Regions from separate parts of the Homo sapiens genome. Here region 2 is linked to region 1. Evidence: read pairs that join two places in POLR2A ChIA-PET (ENCODE). Cell type or tissue: PC-3. All regions are shown on one strand. Links, peaks and the distances in the headings refer to the core of each region. The heading gives the core; the rest is flanking DNA.

Region 1 (15,490 bases), core at 6,808-11,807:
TGAGCTGTATACTTTAGATTTGTACACTTCACTGTATAGATTCTATACTTCAATAAACACATAAAAGAAAAAAGAAAAGAATAAGCTAATTCCACCTCCTGGCCTCGAGGGCAGGAGAGTAGGTATAAAGTCTCCAAAGGAGAAGAGAAAACATAACATGTGCTATTCTAGGAAACTGAGAATAGCAGTTATATTCCTCTATTATAAAAAGAGGCTGGATAGGTAAAGATTAAAGGAACATGTGTGCATGGTCCCCAGAATCGATATGTATGTATATAAGCCCTCAGAAAGGAAACCAGAAGAAATAAGCTAAAACAGAAAAAGCCAAAGAAATGAACCAGAACATCAACAGTTTAGAATGATGTTGCACAGGAGAGTATCTTTCAAAAAATTTTAATACCTATTTTACATTTGAACTTATTATACACATGCATATAAAACTGAAACACAAATTTAACGAAACAATTATTACCCTTGCAATTCACAAGCTTTATTCAAAACTTCAATTTCCTTTTATTTCTAGTCTTGGGTGTGACTCCCTAAACTGATCCAGTAATGGACTGAGATCTAAAGTTCACAAAAAAACACTAGGACATGCCTATCAGAGATTGACCTGAGCAGGAAGATGTTGATAATATCAAAAAAAGCTACTCTCTTTTAATTTTATGGCTAAGGGAGAAAAAAATTAGAAGTTTTACTCTACAACAGAGAGTCCATTTTAAAAGCCTTAAAATACAACATCAGAAACGATGTTTTTAAGGAATGTTTTAAATTTTCTCATTATATTTTCTATTTAACCACTGTTAAGTCCCAACCCATCTGGGTGTCAGATGTGAGACTCAGTTTGATATTGAATGTTCCGTTCAAAAAACCTACCTGCTATGAGATATGCAAAGGTAAGCAAGACATGGTTCTTACCTTCAAAGAGTTTATAATCTACCAAGAAAGAAAAACACTGAAAAATAACCACACAAGAATTACAAACAGTAATACTATGGGAACACAGAAGAGAGAAAAACTGATTTTAGCCAGAGGATGAGACATGACAAAGACTGCATGGAGAAAGAGATGGAGTTTGAACTGGGGAGGGGGCGAGGAGTGGAGACAGAGAGCAGCTGACAGAGAGACTCAGAAAGACAGAGAAGTCTGGTGAATAGTAGGATGTGGCCATTTAAAAATATCCCCCCACCACCCCATTCTATAAAATACCAGAGCTGCATTCTTAAAACTGTCATGGTGTTCAACAACAAGGAGAGTTTGAGAAACTATCACAGCCAAGAGGAACCCTAGGGGACATAACAACTCAATGTAATGTAACCTGGGTGAGATCCTGTAACTGAAAAAGGACACTGGGGAAAACTAAGGAAATCTGAATGAAGTATAGCTTTGATTGTTTAAAAATGGCCCCCAAATTCTTTGGCTCTCTTCTCATCAAGAGGTGGGATCTATATCTCCTTCTCTTTAACGGGGCTCTGTGACAGCTTGACCAACAGAATATGGTGGAAGTGACACTGTAACAGCTTCCAGAACCAGATCTTAAGAAACTGGAAGCTTCCACTTCCTGTCTTTTGAGACACTTGCTCTTGGAACCCAGCCGCCATGCTATGAGGAAGCTCAAAATAGCCCATGCAGAGAGACCACATGTAGGTGTTTCAGCTGACAGCCCCAGCTGAGCTCCCAGCCAACAGCCAGCATCAACCGCCAGACATGCGAGTGAATGAGCCTTTGGATGATTCCAGCCCCCAACCTTCAAGAATTCCCAGCTGAGGCCCCAGACATTGTGGAACAGAGACAAGCTGTCCTTGCTGTGCATGTTCCAAATCCCTGACTCACTAAACTGTGAGCACAATAAAATGGTTGTCGTTTTATGCCATCAAGTTTGGGATAATTTATTATGCAGAAAGAGATTGACTGGACCAGCAGGCAGTCTAGTTGGGCTATTGTCAGGAGCAAAAGAGGACATGGAAAAGAGTCTGAAAGAAGTCGCACCTCATATCTTAAAAGTCAACCTAAGCAGTTTAATATTTCTTGTATCTATATAATGGTGAGCAGTTGATGGTTGAAAGTCAAGGGAATTACATGATTGGATTAGAAAGATGATTATTAGCAGCAATGAACATGAGGGATTTCCAGCAAGCTCAAAGAAACAGCTGACGAAGCTACAACAAAAATGAGTGTTGCTGTCATAACTACACACATTTTACAAATGAAGCAGTTTAGAGGGAAAGATAATCTAGAATAATCTGTCATCTAATCTAGTAGCAAATCCCATTGGCTCTGTCTTCAAAGTATATCCTGATTCCAACCAATCTCTTCTCATACTTTCAAGTCTGGTCCAAGAAATCACTACCTCTCACCTAGACCAGTACTTATACAACTAAATTACTATCTGTAATGGACCAATACTTTTGTAAAACTCCTTGTTCAATGGGTTGAATCCACTGATCACAGGTACTGATGGCAATGTCAAATTACCATAACAGTCTCTAAACACTATCTTAATTTCTGTACCTATCACATTATCAAAAGAAACAAACAGTTCGTTGGACAAGCACTATGTACTATTGTTTCAAACTCTCTATCAATATCAATCTTCAAAATTTGCAGGGAAAAAATTGGAATTTCTGAAATTATAAATTATTTTTTAAATACTTCCAATAGTGTTCATTCACTATTATAAACTTTTTAAACTGTTTAATAAAAAATGTGAAGTATAGTAGTATATATCAAAACTGTAGCTTACAGAAAATATCCAAACACTAGGAAATGCCTACAAACATTATTGTATAGTATTTGAATAAGCTAGCAAGTTTAGCAGTACTACACAGAATCACGCATCGAAACTGTCAATTTAAGAACTTACTTTGCTTCCAAACCTCATTATCTTTTGGCACACTACACATAGGCTTTTATTAAAAATATTCTACACATAGATTTATTAATATTTACTTTATTTGCAATAATGACTCATTGTTAGCAGGAGACAGGGGCCAGGAACATACACGGATAACCTGGCAACAGCCAACAAGCAAGTGTAACTAGTTAAATTGTGGCCACTTTCCTGCTCCTCTCTCCATTCCTGGAATAGTCAACCTTAACCTCCTACCCAGGTGTCAGTGTTTCCTGTTCTGGCTTTCAACTTGAAATCAGCAGATTCTTTAAACCAGTAACATTTCTATGTTGACTGTGGCTAGTAGCTACCTTACTGGACAATGCAAGCATAGAGAATCTTAAAAGATGCGATTGAAAAAGAGAAGAAAAGCAACCTCAGAAAATTCCAAAACTTGGAGAAAAGAGGTCAGCAAAGAATGAAGTCAGAAAGGAACAAGTAATCACTAGATGCTTCAGAAAAATTAAAATGAGAAGGCCGGGTGCGGTGGCTCATGCCTGTAATCCCAGCACTTTAGGAGGCTGAGGTGGGCAGATCACTTGAAGTCTGGAGTTTGAGACTAGCCTGGTCAACATGGCAAAACCCTGTCTCTATTAAAAATACAAAACTTAGCTAGGTGTGGTGGTGCACACCTGTAGTCCAAACTACTCGGGAGGCTGAGGCAGGAGAATCATTTGAACCCGGTAGGCAGAGGTTGCAGTGAGCTGAGATCGTGCCAATGTACTCCAGCCTGGGCGACAGAAAAGACTCAGTCTCAAAAAAAAAAAAAGAGGGAAAAATGCCAACAGACTACATAGACTCAGACCAAGTCCCAGGCAAGACTTGAGAATGTATTTTAAACACTTAGAAAGTAGTAATCCCTGCAAACCCTAATAGTAAGAACAAATCATACAAGATTAACCCAGTTTCCTTTTCTCGTTAAGATTCCTAAGCTGGCAGTTCAAGGGAACATATACATCTAGACTTGACAACATCTCTTATGAAATATTTGTGATCAAGATAAATAAAAAGTCAAAAGATAAAAAGAAAAAGAAGTTTACTTGGACAGGGGCAGTGCCTCACACCTGTAATCTCAGCACTTTGGGAGGCCAAGGCAGGCGGATCACTTGAGGTCAAGGGTTTGAGACCAGCCTGGCCAACACGGTGAAACCCCGTCTCTACTAAAAATACAAAAGTTAGCTGGGTGTGGTGGTGCACATCTGTAATCCCAGCTACGCAGGAGGCTGAAACAGGAGAATTGCTTGAACCTGGGAGGCGGAGGTTGTAATGAGTCGAGATCGCGCCACTGCACTCCAGTCTGGGCAACAGAGTAAGACTGTGTCTCCAAAAAAAACAAAGAAAAGTTAGCTTAGCAGATCTGTTAACTTAACAGATCCATCTTAACTTAACAGATCTATCTTAACAGATTAGACAGATCTGTTAAGTTACTACATTCAAAGGGTGCTATTTCAAAAAACCCATATCTTCCCTAAAATGATAGAAATGGAATCCAATGCAAACTGCTATGGGCAGGACCTAGCAAACGGAAAGTTAACTTAAGGTAAATTTAAGATCCCATATGCAGTAAAGAGAATAAAAGACAAGGGTATAAGCAGACAAGGAGAGGTTGAGGAAGACAGGACCTAGCAGTACCATCTATGGAAAAAAACTGAGATTTCTGTGGGTGATCAACTCTTCAAGTAAAACCAAGTGGCCACCTGAAATATAGCAGTTTGAGCTGCATAATACAAGCATGGAAGTCAAAAAATCAGGAGAGAAAACCCAGTCAGGAATATTGCAATCAGCTCTAGAAACCAATTTTTAAAGACTCAATCAAACAGAAGTATGAGCAACAAGGCAGGCAGGATGGTGACGACCAGTGGAAGCTATGGAGACATTCTTAGAAAAAAGATATTAGGGGTGAATATGACAGCTCTAATCACATAAAAATACTATTATACTCTATATTCTGTATAGCTGAAAAGAACTGTGATCAAAGGATAAATAGAAGCTACATTTATTATAGGCCAAAAAACCCTCTGTCAGTCAGATTACTCCAAAGGCAGAGTGGGCTCCTAGTAGATATCGCATCCCCTAACTTTGTAGAATTTCAGTGAAGGCTGAGGATTCACTCAGAGGGTAAAATGCAGAGCAACTGCAGGTAATGGAGAGATGGGCTAAATAACTCTTCCCAATCTTGTGACCCTACCACTAAAAAGAGGACTCCTGAGAGGGAGACAGAGAAACACACACACACACACACACACACACACACACACACACACACACACACACACACCACCCCCACCCCACCCGCCCAGTCCTGGCATTTGGTAGGCACTTCCGAAACATGTAATACATGGGAGCAATGTAAGATTATTATGTTCTGAAGAAGACTACAGGCTGAAGAGGCAAGAGCATTGAATGTGGATTCATTTTTTAAAATGCTTCCTCAGGAAGGGGCTTATGAGAGGTATAGGCATCAAAACACTTTAAAGGACAGAATACTTAAGCCTATTTCCAAACTCAAGAGAAAAGGCCAATAAAGAGGACAAATTAGAGAGAATTGGGGAGAAAGAACAGAGTTGAAAAAAATAAAGAATAGGCCAGGTGCAGTGGCTCACACCTGTAATCCCAGCACTTTGGGAGGCCGAGGCGGGTGGATCGCTTGAGCTCAGAAATTCCAGACCAGCCTGGGCAACATGGCAAAACCCCATCTCTATAAAAAATACAAAAATTAGCTGGGCATGGTGGTGCATGGCTGTGGTCCCAGCTATAGGGAGGCTGATGTGGGAGAACTGCTTGAACTAGGGAGGTGGAGACTGCAGTGAACAGAGGTCATGCCACTGTACTATACAGCCTGGATGACAGAGCGAGAGCCTGTCTCAAAAAAAAAAAAAAGAAAAAAAAAAGAGCAAGACCTTGGAAAAAGAAAGGGAAACTAGACTCAAATATCAGGCACAAGTTAAGTGCTGCATAAAATGTTGAAGACAGATCTTCAGACATAAAAACAAAACTATGAAAAATATTATTTTAAATAGTTATTCAAACATACACAAGATAGGTACCAATTTTATCACAAACATCATCTGCCATAGTTATATGATCCTCTAAATGGTATTAATTCCCACAGAACTCCTAAAACCATCCACAGAAGATTCCTTTAAAACAATATAAATGTCATAGTATCAAAATTAGATAAAGCAGAGGGCTGTCGAACAGATTTAACACTCAGGCACTAGGTACTGAGAGTTCAGCTGTACCAACCTGCTGACCGGAAAACAATGAAAAGACCCAAAGCCTCTATAGTAAAGGGCATCAGTGGATTACTTTAATAAAAGGTAGGATGTGGAGATGTTCAAGGGAGAAAATTCTCTCATAAAACTTATTGTAGCTAGTAATATCCTAACAATAAGATCTCAAAACTAGAAGTTCAGTTAAATAACGACTTGTTCCATGCCCAAATATTTTTAAATCAAAATAGAGTAGCCAAATTATTGCTACTTACTTGAATTACTATAATATCCTTCCTGTTCCTAGTTTCACAATTACCCAAAAAATAAATAGATTGTATTAGTCTACTCAGGCTGCCATAATAAAACATCATAGATTGGGTGGCTTAAACAGAAATTTACTTTCCCACAGTTCTAGAGGCTAGAAGTCCAAGATCAGGATGCCTAGTGTCAGGTTCTAGTGAGGGTCCTCTTCCTGGCTAACAGGGGCAGCCTTCTTGCTGTGTCCTCATGTGGAAAGAGATAGCAAGTTCTCTGATATCTCTTCTTACAAGCTGACTAATCCCATCAGGAAGGTCCCGCCTTCATGACCTCACCTAAAGCTAATTACCTCCCAAAGACCTCATCTCCAAATAGCATCACACTGAGGGTCAGGGTTTCAGCACATCAATTGGGAAGGACAAAATTCAGTCTAAAGCTCAGATGAATAGACACCATTGAAAAAGAACCTTCTTAAAGCTGCTGCTCATAACCGTTCCAAAATCCAAATCTAATCTGATCCTTTTCCTCCCTAAAATCCAATAGCTAGCATATTTCAGGATAAGACCTGAATTGTTTAGGAAGCAATAAGTAGTCTTCATGACATAGCCATTACCCACCTCTCCAGCCTTATGTCACATCAATTCCCACAGGCACCCTAAGCTACAGTTCAACTAAACTACCTGCATTCCCAGCTGGTACTATGCTCTTCTTATGCCTTCTATCTTTACAATGAAGTTTCCCTATGCTAAAATGCCCTTCCTCTACATTACCAGGCTAACTTCTACTTATTCTTCAAGTCCTCACTTAATATCTTCCAGGGTCAGAAGCTTCCCTACATCCTTCTCCCTAACGCAGGTTAAGTTTCCCCCTCTGGGTCACTGCTGTACATTGTGCACACCCGCATTTGCCAAGCTGTACTGTAATCACTGATTTACGTGTTCCTTTTACTAAGCCATGAATTCTCTTGAAGCCAGGAATAGCACCTTTGGTCTCAGTGTCACCAACACATAATCAACACAGAGCCTAGCACATAGTTAGTATTCAAAAAATTTCAACAAATAAAAAAGCATGAATCAATCAGACCCTAAAGGAGTAAAAAAAAAAAAAAAAAAGAAGCATTTTTTTCTTCCTAACATTTCATACCTATCTTCCACACACATATTTCTAGCTAGTTATCTCTCTTGATTTGCACAAAGACTTGGTGATTATTTGATACCCAGCAAAATGGAACACAACATAAAAACATCACTGAAAGATCAAGAACAGAGATAGAGGAAGACAATGACAGTGTTCTGCCATCACACTGGCAAATCCAAAATGAAAAAAGAGTGTATCGGCCGGGTGCAGTGGCTCACGCCTGTAATCCCAGCCCTTTGGGAGGCCGAGGCGGGAGGATCACGAGGTCAGGAGATCAAGATCATCCTGGCTAACACGGTGAAACCCCATCTCTACTAAAAATACAAAAAAATTAGCCAGGCATGGTGGCGGGCACTTGTAGACCCAGCTCTTTGGGAGGCTGAGGCAGGAGAATGGCATGAACCCGGGAGGCAGAGCTTGCAGTGAGCCGAGATTGTGCCACTGCACTCCAGCCTGGGGGACAGAGTGAGACTCCGTCTCAAAAAAAAAAAAAAAGAGTGAATCTTTTTCAGGCCGGGTGCGACCGATGGCTCACACCTGTAATCTCAGCACTTTGGGAGGCTGAGGTGTGTGGATCACAAGGTCAGGAGATAAGAGACAATTCTGGTCAACATGGTAAAACCCCAACTCCACTAAAAATACAAAAATTAGCTGGGCATGGTGGTGCATGCCTGTAGTCCCAGCTACTCAGGAGGCTGAGGCAGAAGAATCGCTTGAACCCGGGAGGCAGAGGTTGCAGTGAGCCAAGATCGTGCCACTGCACTCCAGCCTGGCAACAGAGCAAGACACCATCTCAAAAATAAAATAAGTATATAAGACAAACCTTACACTCTCCCAATGTTACAGGCTAGTACACTGACTTTTAGCATTTTTCAAAAATGCCAACGAACTGGCCAGGCACAGTGGCTGACGCCTGTAATCTCAGCTCTTTGGGAGGCCAAGGAGGGCAGACTGCTTTGAGCTTAGGAGTTTGGGACCAGCCTGGGCAACATGGTGAAACCTCGTCTCTTAAAAAAAAAAAAAAAAAGTGTGTGTGTGTGTGTGTGTGTGTGTGTGTGTGTGTGTGTATATATATATATATACACACACACACACACACACACAAAAATTAGCCGGACGTGGTGGCTTTCATCTGTGGTCCCAGCTATTCAGGAGGCTGACATGGGAGGATCACTTTAGCCCAAAAAGTGGAGGTTGTGAGCCAAGATCGCGCCACTGTACTCCAGACTGGGCAACAGTCCATGCCAATGTCAATGAACAACTGATGAGTCCTCACAAAGGAAAACTCTGTCCCATTTGAATTACAGATGGCATTTTTAGGTTTTAAATCAAAGCACCTTCCCTAGAAGAATAACTCACTTGTGCCCCCCTCATCAGAAGTGCCAATGTTATACAAAGAGTCAGCAACACCGTGAGTGGTCTTGAGGGGGAAGAGCTTTATAAACTGTAAAGTCTGGGGGAAGAGCTTTATAAACTGTAAAGTCTGCCTCAAATGCCAGTGGTCATTACTGTCTGAATTATACTTGCAGGGTCAATGGTCCTTCAGCAAAAGGGTGGCTGCATCGAGTGGTGGGAAATGACTTGATGTTTTGTCTGACTCATACTTTTTTTTCCTCCCAAGAGGAACATGCTCCTCATGCTACATTTTCTGATGACCAAACATTAACTCATCCGCCTAAATCTCTTCAATGACTAAAAAGTTCCTCGCATCATCATGAAATAGTAGCTTGAAATTTTAATGTAAACACAAGGAATCAAATGCTTATTCCTCTTCCTCAACCTACGACACCCCAAAAACTTAAAAAAAAAAATACATTTCAGTGTAGTCTGAAGTACAGATTCTTTGACAAGACTCTACGAGACAGATTATATCCTCCCAGCCCTTAGTAGAGGTAGAAAAAAAGTGCTATAATGTGCTTTTTTCCTGTGGCTATAATTAAAGTTGAAAAAAGCCTTCAGTTCCCCCACTAAGATATCATCAGCTCTGCATTACTCCAATCTCATCCTCATATCCGTGCGGTCTGCTGTCTTAAAAGTGCCTCCACCTATTTCCAGTTTCCCCTGAGCAACTCCTGCCTGCTTTCAACTATTCACTCACTCAAAACTTCTCATCTCTTGTCCTAAAACTTGCTGATCCCAGTTCTGTATTCTCTTTCATCATTCTCCTTCCCCAAATCCTAGTGCCATATCTATAATGACTCATGGGAAAGATCATTACAAAAAATTAAAACTTGTCAGTGGCCCATTGTGATAAATGTGGAGAATGTTTAACACAAAACAACACCTCCCTCAATTCAAACTAACAAGTATTTATTGAGTGCCTGTGGTGTGCCCCGTGGTGGTTACAAAACATCATCTTTACTGGACTTGAGCTTTGTTACAGGGGCTAGTTCATTTTCAGGTCCTTCCATGCACATACAGAGAAGGGTCCCTTTGAAGTCCAGAGAGGTTTGGGCCGCTTCCACTATAGATGATTTCTGGTATCAAAAAATATTTTTTAAATGTAAAAATAGGATGACAAAAATTGTGTATGTTTTAAATATTTACAAAACATGCCAAGCAATACTATTGGGCTGGTCTCAAGATAATTACATGGTCCGATACTGAGACGCAAGTTCAAGGTTACATGATCCATGCTACCTTCTTTCAATCCTGTTGAAAATATACAATCCTGGGCCAGGTACAGTGGTTTACGCCTGTAATCCCAGCATTTTGGGAGGCTGAGGCAGGTGGATTGCTTGAGCCCAGGAGTTCAAGACCACCCTGGGCAACATGGTGAAATCCCGCTTCTATAAAAAATACAAAAATTAGCCAGGTGTGGTGGTACGCACTGTAGTCTCAGCTATTCAGGAGGCTGAAGTGGGAGGATCACCTGAGCCCAGGAGGTTGAGGCTGCAGTGAGCCATGATTGTGCCACTGCAATCCAGCCTGGGTGACAGGGTAAGACCCTGACTCAAAGAAAAAAAGAAAGAAAAAGAAAATACACAATTCTGGATATTTCTGGGACTCTGTGATACAAAGGTAATGTCAAGACAATGTGAAGTCCTTGTGTGTGGTAAAGCTTGGACCAAAGGGCTCTCCTACCCATCTCCGACACCCACGGTCTCAACAATGAACACATGGTCCCCGTCCTCAAGGAAATTATAAACTAATTGGAAAAAAAAAAAAAGAAGAAGATACCCTTCCCCCGTCTTCCTCCACCATAAGGAAGAAATACTGTACCAGAGAGACCAGAATTGCACCCTGGATCCATCACTAAATCATTCATCATCAGCAGGTCCTCCTTAATATATTTAAACCTCAAAGGCTTTTTTCTCCCTGTAAAATAAAATAATATCATTTTCTGCCCTGCCTCCGTACAAGGTTATTAAGAGGATCATGTAAAATGCAGTGTTGCTTTGGTAAACTACAAAGCCCTCCAGAAATGTGTACCACATATAGACAAAGGCTGAATACTTAATCACAAGCAGCCTTGTCAGCACCGTAAGAAATCCTAATGACATTTATAAGAATATCAATTCAGAAATTGAGATTGTTGTGTCTAGAGAATAACAGAGCAAACTTTAGGGAAGATGGAGAGAAAAGGTGAGTAGTTATGATTTCAAAATAAAGGGATTTTATGGAGCCCCAGGTAACTCTGGCACTTTTTCTGTGAATGTGTGAATGCTCCTTGTAATTTTTTCTTCCTTGTTGACATAACTTCCATGAGTAACCAGAAGATGACTACTCCCCAAACAAACCCATATTTATTCCCTAAGGTCCCACACTATGCCAGGCTTTTTCGTCAGTAAAAACTTAAAAAAAAAAAAGTCACTCGATCTAGTGGTCTCCTCCCTCTCAACCCACTAAAAGTTGGTTTCCTCCTTTATGCTAAACTTACGAACACTACTAATGATGACTAACTTACCAACAAAATGCCCTCTTGAGCTCTTCTCTTACTGGGTTCTCAGGGCTACCTGGGAGGAGCCTTCCCTTCCTCTCTATGGCGATAGGAGCCTCTCTTCAGTGTTCCTCCTACCTCTCAGGCTGTTCCCAGACTCTTCTCTCAAGGTCCTTCTCCAAGAACTCATCCCTTGGACCAAGGTGACAGATCCACCCTCTCCCCTTTCTCTCAGGAAATTCTGATCCCCACTTGAACTTTACCGCCTCCTGTACCAGGAAGCAGAGGCTCTCATCTGTATCTAGCCCTTTCCTCTCTAAGCTATTAAATATATTAATTGTTTTTCTTCTTTTTATTTTTATTTTTTGAGACACAGTCTTGCTCTGTCACCCAAGCTGGAGTGCAGTGGCGCAACCTTGGCTCACTGCAACCTCCATCTTGAGGGTTCAAGAGATTCTCCTGCCTCGGCCTCCCAACTAGCTGGGATTACTACTGGTTATGGATTACATAACCATTACGCCCTGCTAATTTTTCTATTTTTGTCGAGACGGGGTTTCACCATGTTGGCCAGGCTGGTCTTGAACTCCTGACCCCAGGTGATCCGCCAGCCTCAGCCTCCCAAAGTGCTGGGATTACAGGCCTGAGCCACTGCACCTGGCCTATTTTTAATTTTTTTAATAGAGACAGGGTCTTACTATGTTGCCCAGGCTGATTTCCTACTCCTGGCCTAAAGCAATCCTCCTGCTTCGGCCTCCCTAAGTGCTAGAATTACAAGCATGAGCCAGCATGCCCCATCTGTTTTTCTTCCGACAACTCACCAGACAGCTCTACTTGGACATCCCAAGTCCTCTCAAATACAGCCTGTCACCTTACTGCATTCCCCACACCTTCCTGTTCTGTTATGTGATTGTCAGAGGCATTTGAATCAGAGCAACTCCATCTTGAATAGGGGCTGAGTAAAATAAGGCTGAGACCTACTGGGCTGCATTCCGAGACAGTTAGGCATTCTAAGTCACAGGATGAAATAGGAGGTCGGCACAAGATGCGGGTCATAAAGACCTCACTGATAAAACAGGTTGCGGTAAAGAAGCCAGCCAAAACTCACCAAAACCAAGATGGTGACGAGAGTGACCTCTGGTCGTCCTCACTGCTATGCTCCCACCAGCGCCATGACAGTTTACAAATGCCACGGCAATGTCAGGAAGTTATCCTATATGGTCTAAAAAGGGGAGACATCAATAATCCACCCCTTGTTTAAAAAATAATTCGGAAATAACCACAAAAATGGGCAACCAGCAGCCCTTGGGGGGCTATGCCTATGGAGGAGCCATTCTTCCTTTACTTTCTTAATAAACTTGCTTCACTTTACTCTATGGACTCGCCTCCAATTTTTTCTTGCGCGAGTCCAAGAATCCTCTCTTGGGGTCTGGATTGGGACCCCTTTCCAGTAACATGATCATCATCTACCCCCAGATTGCCTGCAGTTATCAGATTCTCCTTTTCCTACTCTATTCCACCCTACAGATCAGATCAATCACCACATCTCATGGGCTCAGACTCCCAAACAGCCCTGAAATCTGCAATATCCTTTCCAGCCACACCACTCACCAAATAAGTTCCAGCCCCCTAATTTGTGCCCACACTTCGATTATCCCCCTAAGTGTTTCCCAAAGTGTGGAACATGTACAACTGGTGGTCGCCTCACATGCTGCTAGGTGATTCTTCAACTTTTTTTTCTTTTTAATGGTCGTTTTTTGTATTATAGATTATACTTAAGAAATAAATTCTTAAGTAGCATCTCAAGACTACATTTCCACAGGTATAATTGCTTTGAACAAACTTTCATGACGTTTGAATAACCTGAGGACCTTTTGAAAAGTCTACCCCATACCCCAAGGGCCAATACATACCCCAGACCAATTAAATCACAACCTCATGAGGTGGGCACAGGCTCAGGTCTAGAAACTCCCCAGGTGCTTCCAATGCAGACAAGTTTGGGGACCAGTCCATGAAAATGAGACTGAAACAGGAATTGAAGGAAAGAAGGCTGAGCCCACCTAAAGAAAATAAAGCAAATAGTAATATATGTGGTAAACTGCCAGGAAGGGTACCCACCAACTCCACCCCAATTTGCCCACTTCGGCAGTGAAAGTCTGGCATCCCAGGATATCCCTCAGTCTCCGCTAAACCCGGACAGTCAGTCACCCTACTCAGGTAAGGCAAAGTGTCTAAGGTTTAGGAAGCAGCGCTGGCATTCTCCAAAATGTGTTCAGCAGAATGCTACCCACCACCCCTAGGGTATTAACAGCTGTGAGGCTACAAAGACTTCCACTGTGGAACAAATGTGGAACACCCTAGGGATATTCCAGGATAAGTGGTTAAGCTAATGGTTTTCTTCAAAGCCAATTTCTCAAAACTTTCAATTTACTATGATACTTTACATTGTCCAAGAGAAGAATATAATATCCTGCATTTTTCAAACTTATTTGAGGACCTTTTTTGGTGAAGCACCTTATACACTATTAAGGTTTCAAGAAAGCTTCTTGGCAGATGCTGCTCTACATATACTTCCAGACAATTTTTAGAAAATATAAATCTAATAATGTCACTTCTTCATTATCAACTTTTTGCTAGAAAAAAAAAAATCCAATCTCCTTTGCAGGTGGTCGACTTTCCAAGCTCTCCCATCCTTTACCCCTTCCTACGCTCAAGTCCAATGTTTCTCAAACTTTTAGAAGCATTCAGATCACTGGGGGATACTGCTGCAAAGCTGATTCTGATCCAGCAGGATTTGAGGTAAGCCTGAGACTCTGTGTTTCTATTGATGCCATCACTGCTGACCCAAGGACCACACGCTGAGTAGCAAGGTTCTAGCCATATTCAGTTTTAAAGGTTGCTGTCTCTACTGAAAGCCTCTGTGCCTAGAAGGCCCTTTCCCCACCTGACAACATCCTACTTAACCTTGAAGACACTCAAGAACATCAGTTCCCTGAGATGACCTCCAGTGCCCTCAAACAGAACTGTACATCCCAATTTTATGTTTAGAGCTCTAATGTGGCACTTCACTTTACTGTACATTGGCTATTTCTTTTTCTGCCTCTGCCAAGCTGAGCTCTCTGACAGCCTTTCTGTCTATATCCTCAGTGCCTGGCACACAGTAGCTACTTAATAAATCTATATAGAAGGATAGAATGGCCATGAAAAGGAGATAATATGTGAACTTTGTTGAAGGAGACGTTCAGAAAATAAGGCTGTTATGCAACATCAAGTCTGTCAGTTCGGAGTTGTGTGGTTGGGGACCTTCAGCAGGAGACAGAATGAGATTCTATGCCATCATTGCATACAGTCCTATCACAAAGGAATAGCACCACGCATTTTTATACTATATAAAAATAAAATAAAATTCCCAGGTTTCTTGACATGAAAACTAAATCCAGGTAATCTTCTGTTTAACATTTAACAGACTAAAAATCAACAGGCACAGTAGGAAATGAACCACCATTTCACCTCTAAATCTGTGTTCATCCACTTTATGGAGAATCCTTCTGACAATTCTAAGTTTAAACAAATCTTTGTGAAAAGAGTATTCCAGCAGGTTTAATGTAGTCACAGCTGTCAAAATCACGGGCAATGCATCATACTTAAGAGAGCATTTGAAAATGTGTCAATAATTATAATTACACACTTGTAGCAGATCTAATATACTTTCACCACCCTTTAACTTCAACTGATGTGAAATTAAAGCTAGTTACTTAAAAATGCAACTCTTAGATCATAATTTAATCCTAAAGTAGATATAAAACCTGTCACACTAGAGAGGTACAGTACATTTTACTCAAGAGGATAAAAGGCCACGGCATTATAATACATCATTTTAGGTAAGGTGACCACCTTTAATGTGGAAAGGGTAAAATACATTATCTAGCTGACATAATTTTGAATATTTACTTTATCCATTTGTATTTAAAGATTGTCTCTTCAAAATTATGCATGACCCACAGCACAGAGATAACTGCTAAACTTTAGGATTATTTCCTACCAATCTTTTTTTTCTCTACATCCATATATATACGTTAACTACAAATATGAAAGTGTACTATGTTTCATGTT
Region 2 (15,490 bases), core at 3,974-8,973, 580 kb after region 1:
GTGAGAAGATAGCAATTTCATTAACTTGACTTTGAGTTGCCTTAGAGATGTCAAAGCAGGCAGGAGGGTTTAGAGCATGTAAGAGAGGGCTAGGCTGGAAATAGAAGTTTGAAACCACAATGAGATACCATCTCACACCAGTTAGAATGGTGATCATTAAAAAGTCAGGAAACAACAGGTGCTGGAGAGGATGTAGAGAAATAGGAACACTTTTACACTGTTGGTGGGACTTTAAACTAGTTCAACCATTGCGGAAGACAGTGTGGCGATTCCTCAAGGATCTAGAACTAGAAATACCATTTGACCCAGGCTTCCCATTACTGAGCATATACCCAAAGGATTATAAATCATTCTACTATAAAGACACATGCACACATATGTTTATTGCAGCACTATTCACAATAGCAAAGACTTGGAACCAACCCAAATGTCCATCAATGATAGACTGGATTAAGAAAATGTGGCACATATACACCATGGAATACTATGCAGCCATAAAAAAGGATGAGTTCATGTCCTTTGTAGGGACATGGATGAAGCTGGAAACCATCATTCTCAGCAAACTATCACAAGGACGGGAAACCAAACACAGCATGTTCTCACTCATATGTGGGAATTGAACAACGAGAACACTTGGACACAGGGTGGGGAACATCACACAGTGGGGCCTGTCGTGGGGTGGGGGCAGGGGGGAGGGATAGCATTAGGAGATATACCTAATGTACATGACGAGTTAATGGGTGCAGCACACCAACATGGCACATGTATACTTACGTAACAAACCTGCACATTGAGCACATGTACCCTATAACTTAAAGTATAATAATAATAAAAAAATAAGTTTGAAAGTCCTTGGTGATCTTTAATGTCATAGGTAAGATTTCCTAGAAAGAGCATGAATAGATAGATAGATAGATAGATAGATAGATAGATAGATAGATAGGAATACTTAGAACTAAGCCTTGAGAAATTCCAAGATATAATGTTAAGGTAAAGGATGATGAGCTAAAAAGGAATCTTAAAAGCAATGGCAAGAGAGAAAGGAGAAAAATCAGATTAGTATGATATTCTAGGAACTAGTGGAAGAGAACCTTTCAAGAAAGAAGGAGCCAATAACATCCAATGCGTAAGTGCATACATAAACAAAAATGTAAATTGTTAAAAGGTTTTTCTGAGGGATTAAGGTAGTAATAATAAAATTAAGAATACAAACCAGACATCTGCTTCTGGCTATAATGGAGTATCAAAGACCAGGCTTACCCTTCCACTGTAACCAACTAGAAAACTGGACAAAATATATAAAACCCATGTTTTCACAAATTGGATAACAGGCAAAACATGTCTGTGATCACTGAAGAAAATGAAACAAGTTGGGTGGGACTCATGATTGCCATGGCTTTCTGACTGGAGGTATACTTCAGGCCATACAACAGGGAGAGCATTCTCAGCATTAGTAGCCTTCAGTAATCAGAGATCAGCAGTCAGGGAAGTGAAGGCATCTGGAAGTTGTGAAGCAGAGTTATAAAAAAGAGGGAGCTATGCATAAAATCAGTTCATAAATCTGCATGTGGCTCTTCTTGAGTCTTTGCTGAATACTGAGAGGTGTGTGCGGAGACGAAAGTAGTACAAATCCCAACAAAAATGGAACAGGAAGATAAAAGGCGAGCAGTTATTCGAGTTCACACAGGGATGAAGATGTTTGACCTCTTACTAGTTAAGGTGGAAAGTCTTTGTAAATCACCCCAATCATTCACAGTAGGGACCTCAGGAGCCTTAGGAGGAAAACTGAAATTTGTTAGAGTAAAGGCAACTCCACACACATTCTACCAAAGCTTAAAAACAAGCCTCAACCTGATCCATGAGTCTTAGCAGCCTGCCAAAACAAGGCCAAAAACTAATTTTTTTAAAAAAGACAGACAAATCAGGCATTCAACAATATTAACATTTACAACATCCTGTATCCACTCAAAAAGCACTCAAAGCACCAGGAATCAGACAAAAAAGTTGATCAATGAACAAAATAAAAATCCGTAAATAGTGATGGGTACAAATATACAATTAAACAGAAGAAATAAGACCTGGTATTCTACAGATCAGTAGCGTGACTACAGTTAATATTAATTTATTGCACATTTTGAAATAGCTTGGAGAGAATAATTCAAATGTTCATAACATAAAGATAAATATTTAAGGTGATGTATATTCCAGTTACCCTGATTTGATTATATGAATGTATCAAATTATCACATGTACCCTGAAAAATATGTATCTATTATGTATGAATTTTAAAAAGCACAAAAAATCCAGTAAATAAAACAGAGAAATGGCAAAAATGATAGAATTAGTATGAAAGAACTTGAAAATAGATCAAATAAGTGTTATGAGTATGCTCCAGGGCTTAAAAGAAAACATAAACATAATAAAAAATGAAAGAGACAAATAAAATTTCTAGAGCTGAAAAAATATAATATGTAAAATGAAAATGTCATTGGATGGAATTAATAGCAGATTAGATCTGCAGAAGAAAAAAATCAATGAACTTAAAGACACAACAATAGAAATTATCTAAAATGAAACACAGAGAGAAAAAAGACCAAAAAATTAACAGAACCTCAATGATATATCAGATAATACCAAGAATACTAATATACATGTAAGTGGAATGCTAGAAGAAAGGAGAGGGAATGAGGAAAAAAATAATTTAAAAAATAAAAGTCAAAATGTTTTCAAATCTGAAAAAAAAGATAAAATCACAGATTGAAGAATACCAATGAACCACAAACCAGGAATTACAAGCCTTAATAAAACCATTCAAAGGCATTTAATAATCAAATTGTTAAAAAAAACTGTCATAAAAAAATCTTAAAAACTTCTAGTGATGGGGTCGAGAAGGGAGACATTCTATATAGAAAAACACAGAGAAGAATGATCACAGACTTCACAGATAAGAATGATCACTGTAAGAAACTATACAAGTCAAAAAAAATGACAGAACATCTGTAAAGTGCTATAAAAAAGGTGTTTTTTAAAAAAAAAAAAACCTGTCAATTTATAATCCTACACACGCTGTGAAATATCTTTGAAGAATAAAGACAAAACAAAAAATTTTTCAGGAAAACAAAAGAGAAGAGATTTTTAGCTGCCCAACAAGGATTATTAAAGAAAGACCTGCACCCTAAGAATTATTAAAGAAAGGCCAAGCACAGTGGCTCATGCCTATAACCCCAGCACTTTAGGTAGGTCAAGGCAGGCAGATCACTTGAGGTCAGGGGTTTGAAACCAGCCTGGCCAACATGGTGAAACACTTCCTACTAAAAATACAAAAAATTAGCTGGGTGTGATGGTGTGTGCCTGTAATCGCAGCTATTTGTGTGGCTGAGGCACAAGGATAGCTTGAACCTGGGAGATGGAGGTTGCATGAGTCAAGATTGTGCCACTGCACTCCAGCCTGGGCAACAGAGCAAGAAAAAAAAAATGATACCAGATGGAAAAAATATGTAGCACTGTTTACCACACATATACATGAAAAATAAATTTTAACAATGGCAAAGTACAGAATAAGAAAAATGAAAATATCTTGTGTTAAGGGTTTTATATAATGAATAAGCTGATAAAACATAATTTAAGATATACTGTACTGAGCTAACCTATAAATTCTAGAGGAACCACTAAAAATTATAACTAATAATATCATAGTACAGATAAAGTAGAATAAAACATAATCAAAAGGGAGCAGAAAAAGGCAAAGAAAATTAAAAAAAAGATGATGAAAATAAAAAAAAACAGCAGGATGGTAGGCTTACATCCAACCATAGTTATAAGTATATTAAAGGTAAATGACATAAATACTATAATTAAAAGGCAGAGATTGTCAAACATGATAAAAACAAGACAAACAATATGGTATTTACAAAAAGCCCACTTTAAATACAAACAAAAGTATGGGTAAAAAATACAAGAATGGCAAAAGATATACCACAAAAATACTAAATATACTATAAACAACTTTATGCCACAAAATTCAACAATGTAGATGTAATGTCCAAATTCCTAAATGACACAAATAGCCAAAAATAACTCCAGAAGAACAGAAAATCTGAATTCCTTACATCTATTAACTCAATTTCCTTATTAACAACTCCCTCAAAGAGAAAATTCCAGATGTACACTATTTGACTGGCAAATTTTATCAATCTTCTGAGGAATAAATAATATCAATCCAATACAAACTCTTTCAGAAATTAAAGGAGAAAAGAACACACCCCAAGTCTTTTCAAAATGTTGGTATCTGCCTGATACCAAAGCCAAAAAAATAAATTACAGGAAAAGAGACCAGGCGTAATGGCTCAAGTCTGTAATCCCAGCACTTTGGGAGGCCAAGGTGGGCAGATCACCTGAGGTTAGGAGTTCGACACCAGCCTGGCCAACATGGTGAACATGTGTATGATGTGATGCCTCAAATCATACACAAAAATTAACATAGGTAAAATTATAGGTTGGGTGCAATGGCTCACACCTGTAATCCCAGCATCTTGGGAGGCCAAGGTGGGTGGACTGCTTCAGCTCAGGAGTATGAGACCAGCATGAAAAACATGGCAAAACCTCATCTCTACAAAAAAAAAAAAAAAAAATATATATATATATATATATGACTTGGGTGTCATGGCCCACACCTGTAGTCCCAGCAACTCAGGAGGTAGAGGCAGGAGGATTGTTCAGGCCTAGGAAGTCAAGGCCACAGTGAGCTGAAATCAAACCACTGTACTATAGCCGGGGCAACAGAGTAAGTCCTTGACTCAAATATATATATATATATAAAACAAAAGCACAAATAAAAGAAAAACAATACAGTGGACTTTATCAAAATTAAAACTTTTGTCATAAAGACACTGTTCAGAAACTCAAGTTGCAAACAAAATACTAGGAGAAAATATCTATGATACATATATCTGACAAAGCACTTGTATCAAAATATGCAATGAATTTTTAAAATCTCAATAGTAAGACAAACAACCTAATTTTAGAAAGGGTAGGTCTGCAGAGGGAGGTTCCAAGATGGCCGAATAGGAACAGCTCCAGTCTACAGCTCCCAGCATGAGCAACGCAGAATATAGGTGATTTCTGCATTTCCAACTGAGGTACCAGATTCATCTCACTGCGGCTTGTCAGACAGTGGGTGCAGCACACCAAGTGTGAGCTGAAGCATGGTGGTGCATCGCCTCACCCAGGAAGTGCAAGAGTGGGGGAATTCTCTTTCCTAGCCAAAGGAAGCTGTGACAGACGGTACCTGGAAAATCAGGACACTCACATCCTAATACTGCGCTTTTCCAAGGGTCTTAGCAAATGGCACACCAGGAGATTATATCCTGTGCCTGGCTCAGAGGGTCCCACGCCCATGGAGCCTCGCTCACTGCTAGCACAGCAATCTGAGATCGAACCGCAAGGCGGCAGCGAGGCTGGGGGAGGGGCGTCCGCCATTGCTGAGGCTTGAGTAGGTAAAAACGGCTGGAAAGCTCCAATTGGGTGAAGCCCACCGCAGATCAAGGAGGCCTGCCTGCCTCTGTAGACTCCACCTCTGGGGGCACAGCCTATCTGAGCAAAAGGCAGCAGAAACTTCTACAAACTTAAACGTCCCTGTCTGACAGCTATGAAGAGAGTAGTGGTTCTCCCAGCACGCAGCTTGAGATCTGAGAACAGACAGACTGCCTCCTCAAGTGGGTCCCTGATCCCTGAGTAGCCTAACTGGGAGGTACCTCCCAGTAGGGGCCATATGACACCTGATACAGCCAGGTGCCCCTCTGAGACGAAGTGTCCAGAAGAAGGATCAGGCAGCAACATTTGTCATTCTGCAATATATGCTGTTCTGCAGCCTCCACTGGTGATACCCAAGCAAACAGGGTCTGGAGTGGACCTCCAGCAAACTCCAACAGACCTGCAGCTGAGGGTCCTGACTGTTAGAAAGGAAAACTAACAAACAGAAAGGACATCCACACCAAAACACCAACTGTATGTCACCATCATAGAAGACCAAAGGTAGATAAAACCACAAAGATGGGGTAACCAGAGCAGAAAAGCTGAAAATATTAAAAATCAGAGTGCCTCTTCTCCTCCAAAGGAATGCAGCTCCTCACCAGCAACAGAACAAAGCTGGACGGAGAATGAATTTGACGAGTTCAGAGAAGAACGAATCAGACGATCGGTAATAACAAACTTCTCTGAGCTAAAGGAGGATGTTTGAACCCACTGCAAAGAAGCTAAAAACCTTGAAAAAAGATGAGACGAATGGCTAACTAGAATAAACAGTGCAGAGAGGACCTTAAATGACCTGATGGAGCTGAAAACCATGGCATGAGAACTACTTGACACATGCACAAGCTTTAGTAGCCAATTTGATCAAGTGCAAGAAAGGGTATCAGTGATTGAAGATCAAATGAATGAAATGAAGCGAGAAGAGAAGTTTACAGACAAAAGAGTAAAAAGAAATGAACAAAGCCTCCAAGAAATATGGGACTATGTGAAAAGACCAAATCTATGTCTGATTGGTGTACCTGAAAGTGACGGGGAGAATGGAACCAAGTTGGAAAACACTCTGCAGGATGTTATCCAGGAGAACTTCCCCAATCTAGCAAGGCAGGCCAACATTCAAATTCAGGAAATACAGAGAATGCCACAAAGATACTCCTCGAGAAGAGCAACTCCAAGACACATAATTGTCAGATTCACCAAGGTGGAAATGAAGGAAAAAATGTTAAAGACAGCCAGAGAGAAAGGTTGGGTTACCCACAAAGGGAAGCCCATCAGACTAATAGCAGATCTCTCGGCAGAAACTCTCCAAGCCAGAAGAGAGTGGGGGCCAATACTCCACATTCTTAAAGAAAAGAATTTTCAACCCAGAATTTCATATCCAGCCAAACTAAGCTTCATAAGTGAAGGAGAAATAAAATACTTTACAGACAAGCAAATACTGAGAGATTTTGCCACCACCAGTCCTGCCTTACAAGAGCTCCTGAAGGAAGCAATAAACATGGAAAGCAACAACTGGTACTGGCCACTGCAAAAACATGACAAATTGTAAAGACCATCAATGCTAGGAAGAAACTGTATAAACTAACAAGCAAAATAACCAGCTAACATCATAATGACAGGATCAAATTCAAACAAACAATATTAACTTTAAATGTAAACAGGCTAAATGCTCCAATTAAAAGACACAGACTGGCAAATTGGATAAAGAGTCAAGACCCATCAGTGTGCTGTATTCAGGAGACCCATCTCACGTGCACAGACAAACATAAGCTCAAAATAAAGGGATGGAGGAAGATCTACCAAGAAAATAGAAAACAAAAAAAAGCAGGGGTTGCAATCCTAGTCTCTGATAAAACAGACTTTGAACCGACAAAGATCAAAAGAGACAAAGAAGGCCAATACATAATGGTAAAGGGATCAATTCAACAAGAAGAGCTAACTATCCTAAATATATATGCACCCAATACAGGAGCACCCAGATTCATAAAGCAAGTTCTTAGAGACCTACAAAGAGACTTAGACCCCCACACAATAATAATGGGAGACTTTAACACCCCACTGTCAACATCAGACAGATCAATGAGACAGAAAGTTAACAAGGATACCCAGGAATTGAACTCAACTCTGCACCAGGCAGACATAATAGACATCCACAGAACTCTCCACCCCAAATCATCAGAATATACATTCTTCTCAGCACCCCATCACACTTATTCCAAAATTGACCACATAGTTGGAAGTAAAGCACTCCTCAGCAAACGTCAAAGAACAGAAATTATAACAAACTGTCTCTCGGACCACAGTGCAATCAAACTAGAACTTAGGATTAAGAAACTCACTCAAAACCACACAACTACATGGAAACTGAACAACCTACTCCTGAATGACTACTGGGTACCTAACGAAATAAGGCAGAAATAAAGATGTTCTTTGAAACCAATGAGAACAAAGACACAACATACCAGAATCTCTGGGACACATTAAAAGCAGTGTGTAGAGGGAAATTTATAGCACTAAATGCCCACAAGAGAAAGCAGGAAAGATCTAAAATGGACACCCTAACATCACAACTAAAAGAACTAGTGAAGCAAGAGCAAACACATTCAAAAGCTAGCAGAAGGCAAGAAATAACCAGGATCAGAGCAGAACGGAAGGAGATAGAGACATGAAAAATCCTTCAAAAAAATCAATGAATCCAGGAGCTAGTTTGTTGAAAAGACCAACAAAATTGATAGACCGCTAGCAAGACTAATAAAAAGAAAAGAGAGAAGAATCAAATAGACACAATAAAAAATGATAAAGGGGATATCACCACTGATCCCACAGAAATACAAACTACCATCAGAGAATGCTATAAACACCTCTACGGAAATAAACTAGAAAATCTAGAAGAAATGGATAAATTCCTCGACACATACACCCTCTCAAGACTAAACCAGGAAGAAGTTGAATCTCTGAATAAACAAATAACAGGCTCTGAAATTGAGGCAATAATTAATAGCTTACAAACCAAAAAAAGTCCAGGACCAGATGGATTCACAGACAAATTCTAGCAGAGGTAGAATGAGGAGCTGGTACCATTCCTTCTGAAACTATTCCAAATAATAGAAAAAGAGGGAATCCTCCCTAACTCATTTTATGAGGCCAGCATCATCCTGATACCAAAGCCTGGCAGAGACACAACCAAAAAAGAGAATTTTAGACCAATATCCCTGATGAACATTGATGCAAAAATCCTCAATAAAATACCGGTAAACCGAATCCAGCAGCACATCAAAAAGCTTATCCACCATGATCAAGTGGGCTTCATCCCTGGGATACAAGGCTGGTTCAACATACGCAAATCAATAAATGTAATACCTCACATAAACAGAACCAAAGACAAAAACCACATGATTATCTCAGTAGATGCAGAAAAGGCCTTTGACAAAATTCAACAGCGCTTCATGCTGAAAACTCTTAATAAATTAGGTATTGATGGGACATATCTCAAAATAATAAGAACTATCTATGACAAACCCACAGCCAATATCATACTGAATGGGCAAAAACTGGAAGCATTCCCTTTGAAAACTGGCACAAGACAGGGATGCCCTCTCTCACCCCTCCTATTCAACATAGTGTTGGAAGTGCTGACCAGGGCAATCAGGCAGGAGAAGGAAATAAAGGGTATTCAATTAGGAAAAGAGGAAGTCAAATTGTCCCTGTTTGCAGATGACATAATTGTATATCTAGAAAACCCCATCGTCTCAGCCCAAAATCTCCTTAAGCTGATAAGCAACTTCAGCAAAGTCTCAGGATACAAAATCAATGTGCAAAAAGCACAAGCATTCTTATGTACCAATAACAGACAGAGAGCCAAATTATGAGTGAATTCCCATTCACAACTGCTTCAAAGAGAATAAAATACCTAGGAATCCAACTTACAAGGGACGTGAAGGACCTCTTCAAGGAGAACTACAAACCACTGCTCAATGAAATAAAAGAGGATACAAACAAATGGAAGAACATTCCATGCCCATGGGTAGGAAGAATCAATATCGTGAAAATGGCCATATTGCCCAAGGTAATTTATAGATTCAATGCCATCCCCATCAAGCTACCAATGACTTTCTTCACAGAATTGGAAAAAACTACGTTAAAGTTCATGTGGAACCAAAAAAGAGCCCGCGTTGCCAAGACAATCCTAAGCCAAAAGAACAAAGCTGGAGGCATCATGTTACCTGACTTCAAACTATACTACAAGGCCTCAGTAACCAAAATAGCATGGTACTGGTACCAAAACCGAGATATAGACCAATGGAACAGAACAGAGCCCTCAGAAATAATGCCGCATATCTACAACCATCTGATCTTTGACAAACCTGACAAAAACAAGAAATGGGGAAATGATTCCCTATTTAATAAATGGTGCTGCAAAAACTGGCTAGCCATATGTAGAAAGCTGAAACTGGATCCCTTCCTTACACCTTACACAAAAATTAATTCAAGATGGATTAAAGACTTGAAGGTTAGACCTAAAACCATAAAAACCCTAGAAGAAAACCTAGGCAATACCATTCAGGACATAGGCATGGGCAAGGACTTCATGTCCAAAACACCAAAAGCAATGGCAACAAAAGCCAAAATTGACAAATGGGATCTAATTAAACTAAAGAGCTTCTGCACAGCAAAAGAAACTACCATCAGAGTGAACAGGCAACCTACAGAATGGGAGAAAATTTTTGCAATCTACTCATCTGACGAAGGGCTAATATCCAGAATCTACAATGAACTCCAACAAATTTACAAGAAAAAAACGAACAACCCCATCAAAAAGTGGGCGAAGGATATGAACAGACACTTCTCAAAAGAAGACATTTATGCAGCCAACAGACACATGAAAAAATGCTCATCATCACTGGCCATCAGAGAAATGCAAATCAAAACCACAATGAGATACCATCTCATACTAGTTAGAATGGTGATCATTAAAAAGTGAGGTAACAACAGGTGTTGGAGAGGATGTGGAGAAATAGGAACACTTTTACACTGTTGGTGGGACTGTAAACTAGTTCAACCATTGTGGAAGTCAGTGTGGCGATTCCTCAGGGATCTAGAACTAGAAATACCATTTGACCCAGCCATCCCATTACTGGGTATATACCCAAAGGTTCATAAATCATGCTGCTATAAAGACACATGCACGTGTATGTTTATTGTGGCACTATTCACAATAGCAAAGGCTTGGTACCAACCCAAATGTCCAAGAATGATAGACTGGATTAAGAAAATGTGGCACATATACACCATGGAATACTATGCAGCCATAAAAAAGGATGAGTTCATGTCCTTTGTAGGGACATGGATGAAGCTGGAAACCATCATTCTCAGGAAACTATTGCAGGGACAGGAAACCAAACACCGCATGTTCTCACTCATATGTGGGAATTGAACAATCAGAACACTTGGACACAGGGTGGGGAACGTCACACACCGAGGCCTGTCGTGGGGTGGCGGCAGGGGGGAGAGATAGCATTAGGAGATATACCTAATGTAAATGATGAGTTAATGGGTTCAGCATACCAACGTGGCACATGTATACATATGTAACAAACCTGTACGTTGTGCACATGTACCCTGGAAGTTAAAGTATAAAAAGAAAAAAAAAGATGTCTGGATAGTTACATGACATTAGCCATGTATATATGCTGGCAACATGATATCCAAAAAAGAAAGGGTAGACTATTTGATCATATGCTTCACAATAGAAGATATAGTAATGCTCAATAAGCATATTAAAAAATGTTCAACATCCTTAGTCATCAGGAAAATGTAAATTTAAACTACAATAAGATGCCACTACACACACATTACAGCGGATAACATTTATTATTATTACTTTACTTTTTTATACAAGGTATTTCTCTGTTGTGCAGGCTGGAGTGCAGTGGTGCAATTATGGCTCAATGTAGCCTCCACCTCCTGGGATGAAGCATCTTCCTATCTTACCTCCTGAGTAGCTAGGACTACAGGCATGTTCCATCACACCCAGATATTTTTTTTTTTTACTATTACTTTTAGTAGAGATGAGGTCTCACTATGTTGCCCTGGCTGGTCTTGAACATCTGGGCTCAAGAGATCTTCCTGCCTCAGCCTCCAAAGGTGCTGAGATTACAGGTGTGAGGCACAGCACCCAGCCTAAAATTTAAATGTTGATAATATCAAGTGTTGACAAGAATGTGGAATAACTGAAACATTATAGATTGCTGTCAGGAGTGTAAAATGGTGTAGCCATTTTGGAAAACTGTTTGGCAGTTTCTTAACTGTTAAATAGTTAAACATAAACTTATTTTGGGACCCAGCAATATCAAGCGAAACAATGTACACCTCCAAAAAAACTGTACATAAATATACATACATTACTCATAATAACCAAAAACTGAAACAACTCAAATGCCCATCAACAGGTAGATGAATAAAGAAATAAATACATGCACAATAGTCCCCCGTTATTCTCAGGAGATGCATTCAAGACCCCCAGTGGATACCTGAAACCTCGAATAGTACCATAACCTATATACGCTGTTTTTTCTTATACTTATGTACCTATGATAAAGTTTAATTTATAAATTAGGCACAGTAAAAGATTAACAAAATAACCAATAATAAAATAGAATGTTTATAGCAACGTACTATAATAAAATTATGTAAATGTGGTCTCTCTTTCAAAATATCTTAATTTTTTGGCAGGTAACTGAAACTACAGAAAGTAAAATCACGAATTAGTGGGAGACTACTGTAATGGAATACTACTCAGCAATAAAAAGGAATGAACTAATGTTGAACAAACTGAATGACTACTAGTATACTCCAGACTGTTCATGTATTTTTGTCTGATAGCTGTTCAATAGCCTATTAAAAAGAAAATGAGCCAGGCATAGTGGTGCACACCTGTAAGTAGCAGCTACTTGGGAGGCTGAGTCAGGAGCATTGCTTGACAGGCGTTCAAGGCTGTAGTATACACTGATCACACCTGTAAATAGCCACTGCACTCCAGCCTGGGTGACACAGTGAGACCCTGTCTCTTAAAAAAAGAAAAAAGAAAGGAAAAGTACCATACTTGACAATGACAATTACCCCCTATATAGGCTATATAAACAAATAGACCAGCAATTCCAGGGAAAGATAGCTTGAAAGAGAATCTGCACTACTATTATAATACTGGGGTGAGTGGATCACGCTACAGTCCCAGGTTTGGACAAACTAGAGAGATTTCAACATCTCTTCTTCTGAGTCTTTGGAAAAATGGAATTTTTATTTCTAGGGCTGCCAATTTACCAAAATGAACTATGAAACCCTAAATGAAAAATATGCAAGATAGAAAATCAAGATTTCTGAATGAATCGTATTTAAAATAATATTTTCTAACTAAATATCACACCAAAAATTTTAAAGTAAATCAGAAATATCTAATTAAAAGTTTACAAAATAAGTACAGAATGTAGTTGACTTATACATACAGAAAAGTCTAATGATTTCTGACATGACCATGCAATATGTGATTGTTTTCCTCTTAACATATTTGAGATAAAAAATATGCTGAGGATGTTTTATTAAAAGGCCAAATTCTTTGCTATGTGACATCCTATGGCTCAGGAATTTTAATTCTTTCTTTTGTTGACATATTCTTTTTGAGCTTCAAATACAGTATTTATGATCTGAAAAAGTACATGTACTTATTAGCCTTTTGTCAATATTGTTTAGTATTATTTTACTTCTGCCTTAGAAGAGAGGAAAAGTGAAATACTCATTGATTTATCCAGATTTAATATTAATATCTTCCATGTTCATCAAGAATGTGCAATATTATTTTCTAAGTACCATTGAATTTTAACTTTTTACCAGCAAAAATCTTTTTATGTGCCTTCTTTTCATATGACATATTTGTTATGCTCACTCTACCAAAGATTTGGCATAATGGTACTTCTTAATCAAAATGGATAAATACCCTCTTATTTAAAAAACCTACATACTTCAATATTGAGGTGGAAAAATATGTTTTACACCCAAACTAGAATCTTGTTATTAGATTTGGCTGCCTTTTTCTTATAAAAAGACCTGCTGTATTTAAAAAATTTGCTTTGATAGACAATAGAAAAAGAGCTCTGTTATAAAAAACAAAGGCTTTTTAAAGGTAGTATTGAAAATAAATAATTGGCTTTTGTTCATCAGAGGCTAAATCTATTTTGCGGTTTGAAAGAGCTAAGAACAGATTGCTTCCCTCAGATTCTTAGCAAAGAAATGTTTTTGTCAATTAATATTCTTTGCTAAGAACAGTTTTTCCAGTGCTGTTTTTCAACTGGAATAATATTATAAATAGGCCTGTCGAAAGGACAATTCTTGGGCTTTTTTCTAAGATCTTAAGGTCTTAGAGCATAATAATTATGGTATGCCAGTTCAGAAGCATGGTAGAAAACAAAAAATCACGTTTCAAACAGGAAATGTACTGGGAGAAAAAGTTGCCATAGGTAGCCATTCTTTCAAATTAAATGAAAGGAACATCACCCACAAATTATGCCAGTCTTCCTCTTCTCATCAGGCTTTTGCCCAACATTTGCATCCCAGGATGATAGCAGGAAAAGAGCAGGAAGCAAGGAATTGAGTGCCATTGCAAAAGGCCCAGAACTATAAGAACACAGCATTCCACTCATGCAGTGTTGTTCCCCTGCTTCAGCTTTATCCTCTCTTCCAGCCTGCGCTGAAGTCACTACCACTTTATGAGAGTCAATAGCAATTACTATGTGCCAGACACTATTCTAAGAGTCTTAGCTCTTTTAACTCATTAAATACTCACAACAATGTTTGAGTAACACTGTTCTTCCCATTTTGCAGATGGAGAAGCTGTGGTTTGAGATCATCCAGCTGCTGAGTGGAGAGACCAGATGCAAACCCAGGCAGTCTGGCTCCAACGCCTGCAAAGGTTTCCATTCTACCCTCTCTCAGTAAAGGGAGATGACTACAGGTAGTGGCTCCTCAACAGGCATAGAAGAAGATCAGTCATAGTTTTTGTTTGTTTGTTTGTTTGTTTGTTTTTTAATAAACAGCTGCTCCCTTGTTAAGGTAGGGGTAAGGTCCTAGAGTTAGGGACAGGAAGGCAAGATATAAGTAGGAGTAAAGGGGAAAGGCATATCTTGAACAAAAAAAAACAAACAAAAAAAAGTCACTCAGGCACAGTGGCTTACACCTGTAATGTCAGCACTTTGGGAGTCGGGGTGGGAGGATCTCTTGGGAGTCCAGGGTGGGAGGATTCTGGCCAGAAGTTTGATACCAACCTGGGCAATATAGTGAGACCTCATCTCTACAAATAACAATAATGATAACAAAAATGATCAAGTGTAGTGGCCTGTGCCTGTGGTCCCAGCTACTTAGCAGGCTGAGATGGCGGGATCATTTGAGCCTGGGAGATCAAGGCTGCGGTCAGCCATGATGGTGCCACTGCACTCCAGCCTGGGCGACAGAGCAAGTCTATCTCAAAAAAAAAAAAAAAAAAAAAAGAAAAGGAAAAAAAGTGAAGGCAGGAGAAAAGTCTATTCAAACATAGGTTCTGGAAAACTGAAAACCAACAAGGGGATGAAAATAGACTTAAGGGCTATAGCAATGTGATAAACATATTTGGGAAATTTCTTTCAAAATAAAAAAAATCAAAATATAGACTGAGATCATGTAGTATTTCATTTTATGTGGAAATTAACCTAGGCCCAGGGAATATTTCTGCCCAGCTGAGTCATTTTACAGACCAGTGAACACAGGGCCATAGAGATTGAATGCCCTGCCCAAGACTTGAGGAAGCAGGCAGGACAGGCAAGGCTACAAGCCAGCCACACCTCCTGACTTTGAGATCAGTGCTCTTCCACCAACTATATTAAACACAATTTATCAGCTTTTAAAACACAGAAGCCATAGTCAATAGGTTGCAATTCAA

What was found. ChIA-PET counts read pairs that join two places held together with the same protein. Peaks named below come from ENCODE experiments on the same cell type or tissue, not always from the same donor. Only the 100,000 strongest peaks of a DNase experiment are listed, where the experiment ranks them.
Region 2: POLR2A ChIA-PET joins it to region 1 with 23 read pairs; 2 of 35 experiments call an interaction of 5 or more read pairs at or near these places.

The regions. Positions count from the first base shown.
Region 1 is chr2:157,846,743-157,862,232 of GRCh38, forward strand. The region is part of intron 1 of ACVR1 (activin A receptor type 1); the gene reads right to left. LOC124907899 (a long non-coding RNA gene) reads left to right here and starts at 11,721. Exons shown (of 2, transcript XR_007087271.1): 1 at 11,721-15,490. In PC-3, for the core only: no CTCF peak of the experiment used is centred there; DNase peaks (open chromatin) are centred at 9,129 and 11,389; H3K4me3 peaks cover 714 bases; H3K27ac peaks cover 3,662 bases.
Region 2 is chr2:158,428,462-158,443,951 of GRCh38, forward strand. All of the region lies in intron 1 of CCDC148 (coiled-coil domain containing 148), which reads right to left. Among named protein-coding and RNA genes, the nearest start is that of CCDC148, 21 kb to the right of the region's middle. In PC-3, for the core only: no CTCF peak of the experiment used is centred there; no DNase peak of the experiment used is centred there.